Linked DNA regions of Homo sapiens: region 2 is linked to region 1. A link is a contact called in ENCODE Hi-C or POLR2A ChIA-PET data. All regions are on one chromosome and are shown on one strand. The core of a region is the stretch at or near the end of the contact, and the rest is flanking DNA. Distances in the headings are between cores, read along the strand shown.

Region 1 (3,823 bases), core at 639-3,138:
ACTAGAAAAACAAGAATAAACTAACCCCAAAGCCAGCAGAAGAAAATAAATCACTAAAATCAGAGCAGAACTGAATGAAATTGAGATCCAAAAATCTATACAAAGCATCAACAAAACCAAAAGGTGACTCCTTGAAAAGACAAACAAGGTCAATAGAGTACTAGCTGGATTAACAAAGAAAAAAAAAGAGGAGGTTCAAATAACTACAATCAGATATTACACAGGTGACATTACAATTGATCTCACAGAAATACAAAATGTCCTCGGAGACTATTATAAACACCTCTATGCACACACACTAGAAAAATCTAGAAGAGATTGATGAATTCCTGAAAATACACAACCTCCCAAGATTGAATCAGGAGAAATTGAAACCCTAAGCAAACTAATAACAAGTTCTCAAATTGAATCAGTAATTTTAAAAATCTACCAACAAAAGCAGCCCAGGACCACTTTTAGGTCACAAAATTTTAGTTTCACTTCAATCCCAGCCCCCAATTACTCTGAATTCAGCCAGTCACCTAGTCAGTACACCACTGGGATAAGGCAACTCAGAAGGAGTTTTGCTGGATAATGTACACATTTATCACTGCTGCTAGGACAAGTCAAGAAACACCTTATAAGTAAGTAGATCAAGAGTATCCTCATAATCATTGAAAGAAAGCTTTATTTTCAGCTGAAAATGTCACAGTATCAGACTTACCAGACACCATGATAATGATGGAAATCAGTAATCTTGGAGCTGACATCTTCCCTAAAGTATGCTTTTGGAGTGGTTTTCTACTTAAACATAAATCCACTTTAAATCAATCAACAGACTTGGTGAATCTGTTTCTCTTGGTCACTTTTGCTTATTCTGTCTTCAACAGGATTGCAAAACATATTTCTTCATTATCTTGCTTATCTTTAATTTTTGCTGTCATTCTATATGTTTTTGACTGATTAACCACTGATGGGAAATGTCAGTGAGTTTTGCTGTGTAATAAAGCAAAAAAGCCAATGCTTACTACTCATTGCTTCTCCCACAACATTGAAGTAGCAAGATAAACTATATAACAACTCATTTAAAAAGTAGCATTTTGAGAGTATAAATTACATATGGTAAAATGAACAAATCTTGAGTGTATGGTTTGATGAATTTCTACCTATATATGCGCTTATCTAATTACTTCCAAAACCAAGATGTTGATAATTATTATTCAAAGTGTCCTTTGTTCCAAAGTGTCCTTTGTTCCTTCTCTGCTGATATCATCTCCTCCAGAGAAGTTGAGTAAACACTACTCAGACTTCTAATAGCTTTAATTCATTCTGACAGTTTTTGAACTTCACATGCATGAAATTCTTTGCAAATTTCAATTTTTAATGCTGTATAGTAAATTTTCAATAACTATATCACAATTTATTCATCAATTTCTCTGTAGATTTACATTATCCCAGTTTGGGGCTAACATAAAGCTTCTAAGAACATTCTTGTTTTGTACATAATTTTTGGTCTATGTGTACATTCATTTTCTTGGATATACACCTAGGAATTAAATTGTTGGGTTATAAGATAGTCATATGTGTGTCTTTAATAACTACTTTCAGTCATGGTTGAATAGTGCAACCCCCGCCCAACATTTATTTGTTGAAATTCTAATCCCCAGTACCTCAGAAGATGACCTTATTTGGAAATAGGGTCATTGGAGATATAATTAGTTAAGATGTGGCCATGCTGAAATAGATTGGTCCCTAATCCAATATGACTGGCGTCTTTGGTTTATTCTTTTTTTCTTCTTTTGCACTTCTTAGCTTTTTATGGTGTCCTTATAAAAAGAGGAAAACTGGGCGCATACACAGGAACACCATGTGAAGATAAAAGGCAGAGATCTGAGTGATGTTTCTTCTACAAGCCAAGGAAAACCAAAGGTTGCCAGGAAACCACTGGAAACTAAGACCGAAGCAAAGATTCTACCCTTCTGTTTTATAAGATTAAAGATTCTTTTGATGACAGGACACAACATGAAGACTCTTGGATAGGTGAAAGGCAAACCTCTTTGTTACTTATAGCTCCAAACAAGAGAAGAATTCCATGTAGGGCCACACAGTGGTTGCACACAGGGACAGGGTAACAACACACTGGAGCTGTAGAGAGTACCTTATATATGGTAATTGGAGTAGAATTAGGTTTCCTGAGAACCCTGTGCCTTAGCTAATTTGAATAACTTCACAAGCTCTAGGACATAGCTGTCCATGGGGCTGTTTGTAGTTGTCTGGTACTTAGCCCTGGGCAATTAGGGCAGGTATATAGTGACATACAGTGTGAGAACCAGATAAGGGAAGAGGCTGGGGGGACTTAAATCAGATATTCAAGAAGGGGAGCTAACTGTTAGGGGCTCAAAACTGGGACTAGAAGGCATTTTTTTTTTACATGAAAACTATATTAAAATTGACTTCTTGATCTCCACATTAGTGTTAAGCTTGATTACTTGAATTATTTGGGTGGCCTAAGTTGTAGAGCAGAGTTTTAGTAAGTAGTGCATACATTGCCCTAAATAGCACACACACACAAAAATTTTATTATTTTCTCCTTAAAAAGGAGGAAAACAAGTAGGAGTATAAAGAGTCCTTGTAGGCTGGTTCATAACCAAGTTTCACATTGTATGGCCTTAGCCAAGAAAACAGATCCGGGATTTCCAAGATCTCTAACAATATCCTGATTGACTTAAAGTATGTTAAAACATGAGCTATATTTTTGTGTGCGTGACGGTAATCTCTTGGTACATTCCAGGGTTCAAGGTGGCAGGTCCAACAATTATATTTTTGGAGAGTATGAAGTTAGTTAAGTAAGGTATATGTAAAGATTAATGACGTTTGTAACCTAGAGGAAGAGGTAGCAGCTGTGGGTCATGGGTGCAGGGCAGGATGTTGTGGTGGCAAACTGGAATGGAAAGTGTCAGAGGAGGTAATGGGCAATGGGAGGTCCTCTCTCCAGGGGGTTAAGTGGTGAACCCATATGAGGCAGTTGCTTCCTGGGGAAAGCAATAATCTCATTAATTATTAGAATGGCTCAAAGAGTAATACACTCTACCAGATTTTCCTTTAGGCATGGAAGTATAAAGGGGTACACTTTGGCAAAGAACAAGAGTTTAAGCAAATGGTGAACTCAGGAAACGAAACAGAATTTCTTATATCAAAGGAAGTAAAATGATAAATGTCCTGTGTCCAATTTTTTAGCTCCTTAGGAAAGCCAGCCTATGGATGTTGCTGGGGTGGTGGTCTCAGTGTCCAGGGTGAAGTCGTTTCTGGGGAAAAGGGCAAATTCATCTTCAAGGTCAAAGTCTTGGGCCGAAGTAATATCATCTATAATGTGAAACTGAAACTGGAACTGTGATGTGGGACATCCTTTTCAAATGATCACAAACTTGAGTTGATGTGGGTCTTATTTTTGTGGCTCTGTGGTACTATAACGAGGCTGAACCACATGTGGAATATGAAGGCAATGTTAGGCCTAGGGGCTTGATATGCAAATATCATTTAAGTCAAGGAGCTTTGAGGTGCACAGTTAGCAAAGGTGAGGTCAGTATCCATGATACTGCTGTTATGTATCAAAGCACTAGAACTGAATGGCATAATTAAAGCCTCAATTAAGTGTGGCTGAATTTAAAATTCCCAACAGCCCAAGGTTTTCAGTTATGAAATAGGTTGTGCTGCAAACAGATCTTCAATCAGGGATTTCTCTTCCAAGATGGCCAACTAGAAACAGCCAGGAGGAATATCTTCCACTGAGACACCCGGGCATTGGAAAGGCTGGCACACTTCTAGCCCTTCTTCAGAGGGAAGG
Region 2 (3,519 bases), core at 927-3,426, 33 kb before region 1:
ACTGAAATAGCAGCCTTCCTCTGCACATTTATATGTTGCTTTGGGGAGAGTGACAAAAGACAGATGCTTCTTGCTGGAATGCCAGTTGCTTAATCATTCTTTCTGGTCCCAAGACATTTACTGTAGCTTCTTGGAGCTGACATCTTGGGCCACTCCTTGGTTTTCAATGTCTTGTAAATTGTGTTGCAATTTTCCATTACATGGAATATGGGAAAGTTTGTGGGAGAGTTTTTTTGAAGGTGTTATGTCGCAGATGGTGTCCTCAGCAAAAAGCCTTAAAGTTGGGAGTGCAGGAATTGCAAATAAACTGTAAGCTCTGCAGTGAGACACACACACAAAAGACCTGGTCTGGCTCCTGTCTCCCACACGGCTTCACTCAGGTCCGCGGAAGTGTTTATGTCCATTCCAAGGCTCGGCAGTAACATCTGAGATTAATCTTCTCAACAGCATGACCTGACCACGCAGTGCCCACGACAGAGGAGACCTGCTTCCTCTCCAGGTTCTGTGGCCTCACAGCACCCAGGAAGCAGCATGGTAGATAAAATGTCCTTCAGAAGTATAGTAAACTCTCATCTTAGCCACAGACTGCCCTCCTCAGCAGGTCTCTTGCTGTCTGTTTTCAGAAAGATAACATTAAGGAGAAACTGAAAAGTTTTGATGTAGTCAGGCATTTTTATTATGTTAAGAAACAAGAGTAAACGATTAGTCTCATAATCACATACAACCTGTTTCCCAGGAGGATGGCATGCTTAGGAACAGGCAAATCATGACAGTGATTTGGAAAGATATTCATATTGTTTTCCCTTAAAAGTCATAACATTTGGTTGAACTTCACGATTCCTCTTGTTTTAGTGTTATCTTGTTAAATTTACTTTTTCTGAATGTGAGCCTGTGAATGTTTTTTGTCACCCTCCTGTCATATTTACAAATTCTCTTGATTAGCCCCATGACCTCCTTCCCCTGTGCAGAGATGCTTATTTCTTTCCTCCCTGGTGACTATTATACTCTGAAGAGCTCCCTCCTCAACATGTGGGAGCTTCAAACTGAAGAAGTCACAACTAAAAATGTTTTATCTGTGTGTTGGCCCCCCATGTCTTAAGGAGAAGAGACATTCTAGGGAGGAACACACCAATGTGTGCATGAGGAGCATTTGGAAACAGGTAGGATGGATAATAAGACTTTGGGTTTCTATGACACTTTTCACAAGGACATTTAGAAATGTATAAAGATTATTCCCCAAGCCCTCTCTTCAACTGGGTTAAGAGCAAGAATAATTTTCATGTTTTATCAAGAAAAACCAGAATAAGGAGAATTGTCTCTACTCTGCCAGCTTTACCCAGCTCAGAAACCAAGTCCCACCCTTCTGAGATTAGAGACATCGTCTGTCAGACTCACTGCCTCTCCCCAGCCTCTCTTTGGTTCTCTACTTTGTATAAACCAATGTTCTTGGCTCCTTATTTAATCTTAAAATCAATGTTGGGTGAATCAGTCAGAATATTTGGACATTCTGTTCAGAAAACATTGTAAATTGATCAAGATTTGCTTGTCCTGCAAAACTCTCCTGGCATTCTTAATAGCAGTCTTCTGTCCTCAGATGACCTCATGAAATGTAGAGTTTGTGTGAGGAGATGATATGGACAATTTCCCCATTGCCCTGAAAGAGACACACCCTGTTACACTACTTTGCCTTCATCCATGCTGTCCTCTCTTCCCAGCATGCCTTTCTTCCCTGCCTGCGTCCACCTTCAATGTTCTTATGTGCCTTCTAAAATTAAGTTTGACTACTATCATCCCCCTCATCAAGGCTTCACACACATACTTCATTTCTCCTTCTTAACAAAGCCCCAATTTTGTTCAAGTCCCACTCACTCCTCTCCCACAAGATGTGTGTCTGAAGAAAGGTGTTGATCTTAGTCCCATCTGCATGAAAGGACTAATCAACATAAGCAAAATCTCAGTCCCTTTGCCAGGGATTGGCTAAAGAATTGTCATACAGTCTTGGCCAATCAGACAGGAGGGAAAGCTTGTGAAGGGCTCTCAGTCCTCATTAGTAAGATGGGGACCAAGAAAGAGATGGTCAGCCCTCTTCCCCTAGTTGTGCCATGTCTGACTGTGGCCTTAGGGTGGCTGCCTTCCTCTCAGCAACAAGCCAAGTAGGCCAGCTGGCTTCTTAGTAACACTCCATGTTCACTTAACTCTGAGAGTCTCAGTTTCCTCTTTTTCAAAATGAGGAAGTTGACCTCAATTATCCGTAGCTTCCTTTTAACTTTAGAATACCACACATGCCTCTAAAAGATGATGGGGGAGGAGATATGGAGGAGGATCTAGGAAGTGAAGAAGGCCACTTAATTTCATCTGTAGCTCTAACCATCTGCTGCTATTAACATGAGCAAGCAGCTATTTGCATTTTATGACTGGGTGATCTCAACTCTCTAGTTTAAGAAACAAGTACTAATCTTGGTTTAACCACTAAAATATCCTCACATTTCCCCATTCCCCGAAGTGAATCTATTAATATCCCTTTATCTTGTTTGGTAAACAAAATGTTTTTTACTAACATTAAATGAAAAGGGTAGTACAATTCAAGTTTAGGAACCAAAAAGATTTTTTTCCCCTTAATTTCAAGTTAAACCATTTTATTCTCCTTCTGTAATTGTTCCAAAACCACCCAAGAAGACCTAAAGAATTTGTAAATGGAGAAGTATGGAAAAAAATTTTTTTTAATGCAGGATTACATTGCTTAAGGTTAGTAGGTCTTAGCTTGCTTCGAAATGTTAAGAGACTTAAGTTGAAGCACCATCTAGTGGCTCTCAATTGTGTTCTGCTAAAAATTGCTCCCAGTCTCCCTGTATTTAGGACCACAGTTAATTTGTTGGGCATGTATATCATTGACCCTGGAACAGCAAGTTGAAAGTGCACAGATCTACTTATATGTGGATTTCTTCCACTTCTGCGTCCCCTGAGACAGCAAAACCAACCTCTCTACTTCCTCCTCCTCTTCAGTCTACTCAATGTGAAGACAACAAGGATGAAGACCTTTATGATGATTTACTTCCGCTTAATAAATAGTACATACATTTTCTCTTCCTAATGATTTTCTTAATATTTTCTTTTCTCTAGCTTTCTTTATTGTAAGAATACAGTAAACAATACATATAACGTACAAACTATATATAAATCACTGTTTATGTTATCAGTAAGGCTTCTGGTCAACAGTAGGCTATTAGTAGTTAACGTTTTGGGGGAGTCAAAAGTTATATGCAAGTTTTCCACTGCATGGGGAGTTAGCACCCTTAACCCCCATGTTGTTCAAAGGTCAGCTCTATATGAACACATGAGAGGGTTCAGAAAAAAAAAGTGGAGTTTTTTTTATCTTTATATAGCAGTGGGAGGATGGGGGTAGTAGCTGTAGCTTTTTACTCTTTCAATCTAATCATGGCAGTGAGAATGGGATAAAGAAATTACGTGAATTCACATAAATCTCTTCTAGAAACAATAAAGTTCATCCAGTGGAAAAAA

Evidence for each region. Hi-C counts contacts between places; a loop is a spot of excess contacts on that map. ChIA-PET counts read pairs that join two places held with the same protein, here RNA polymerase II (POLR2A). Pooled maps may share reads with other maps.
Region 2: a loop to region 1 is called in a pooled map, with 2.8 times the contacts of the local background. The contact joins the enhancer-like site here to the promoter of CD200R1L in region 1. A Hi-C loop is called at or near these places in 3 of 168 maps with a recorded cell type or tissue (B cell and CD14-positive monocyte), 2 of 37 single-sample maps with no recorded cell type and 4 of 50 pooled maps. POLR2A ChIA-PET finds 5 or more read pairs at or near these places in 2 of 52 experiments (Panc1 and activated naive CD4-positive, alpha-beta T cell).

What each region holds. Positions count from the first base shown.
Region 1 is chr3:112,844,976-112,848,798 of GRCh38, forward strand. It overlaps CD200R1L (CD200 receptor 1 like), which reads right to left and starts at 1,889. Exons shown (of 8, transcript NM_001199215.3): 1 at 1,650-1,889; 2 at 704-975.
Region 2 is chr3:112,811,660-112,815,178 of GRCh38, forward strand. CD200R1L-AS1 (CD200R1L antisense RNA 1) reads left to right here. Exons shown (of 3, transcript NR_149027.1): 2 at 3,004-3,068. Among named protein-coding and RNA genes, the nearest start is that of CD200R1L-AS1, 11 kb to the left of the region's middle. Within about 2 kb of position 2,177, at least 7 of the 41 ENCODE cell types and tissues checked have a DNase peak (open chromatin) inside an H3K27ac peak, as active enhancers do; they include B cell and CD14-positive monocyte, where a contact is called at or near this core.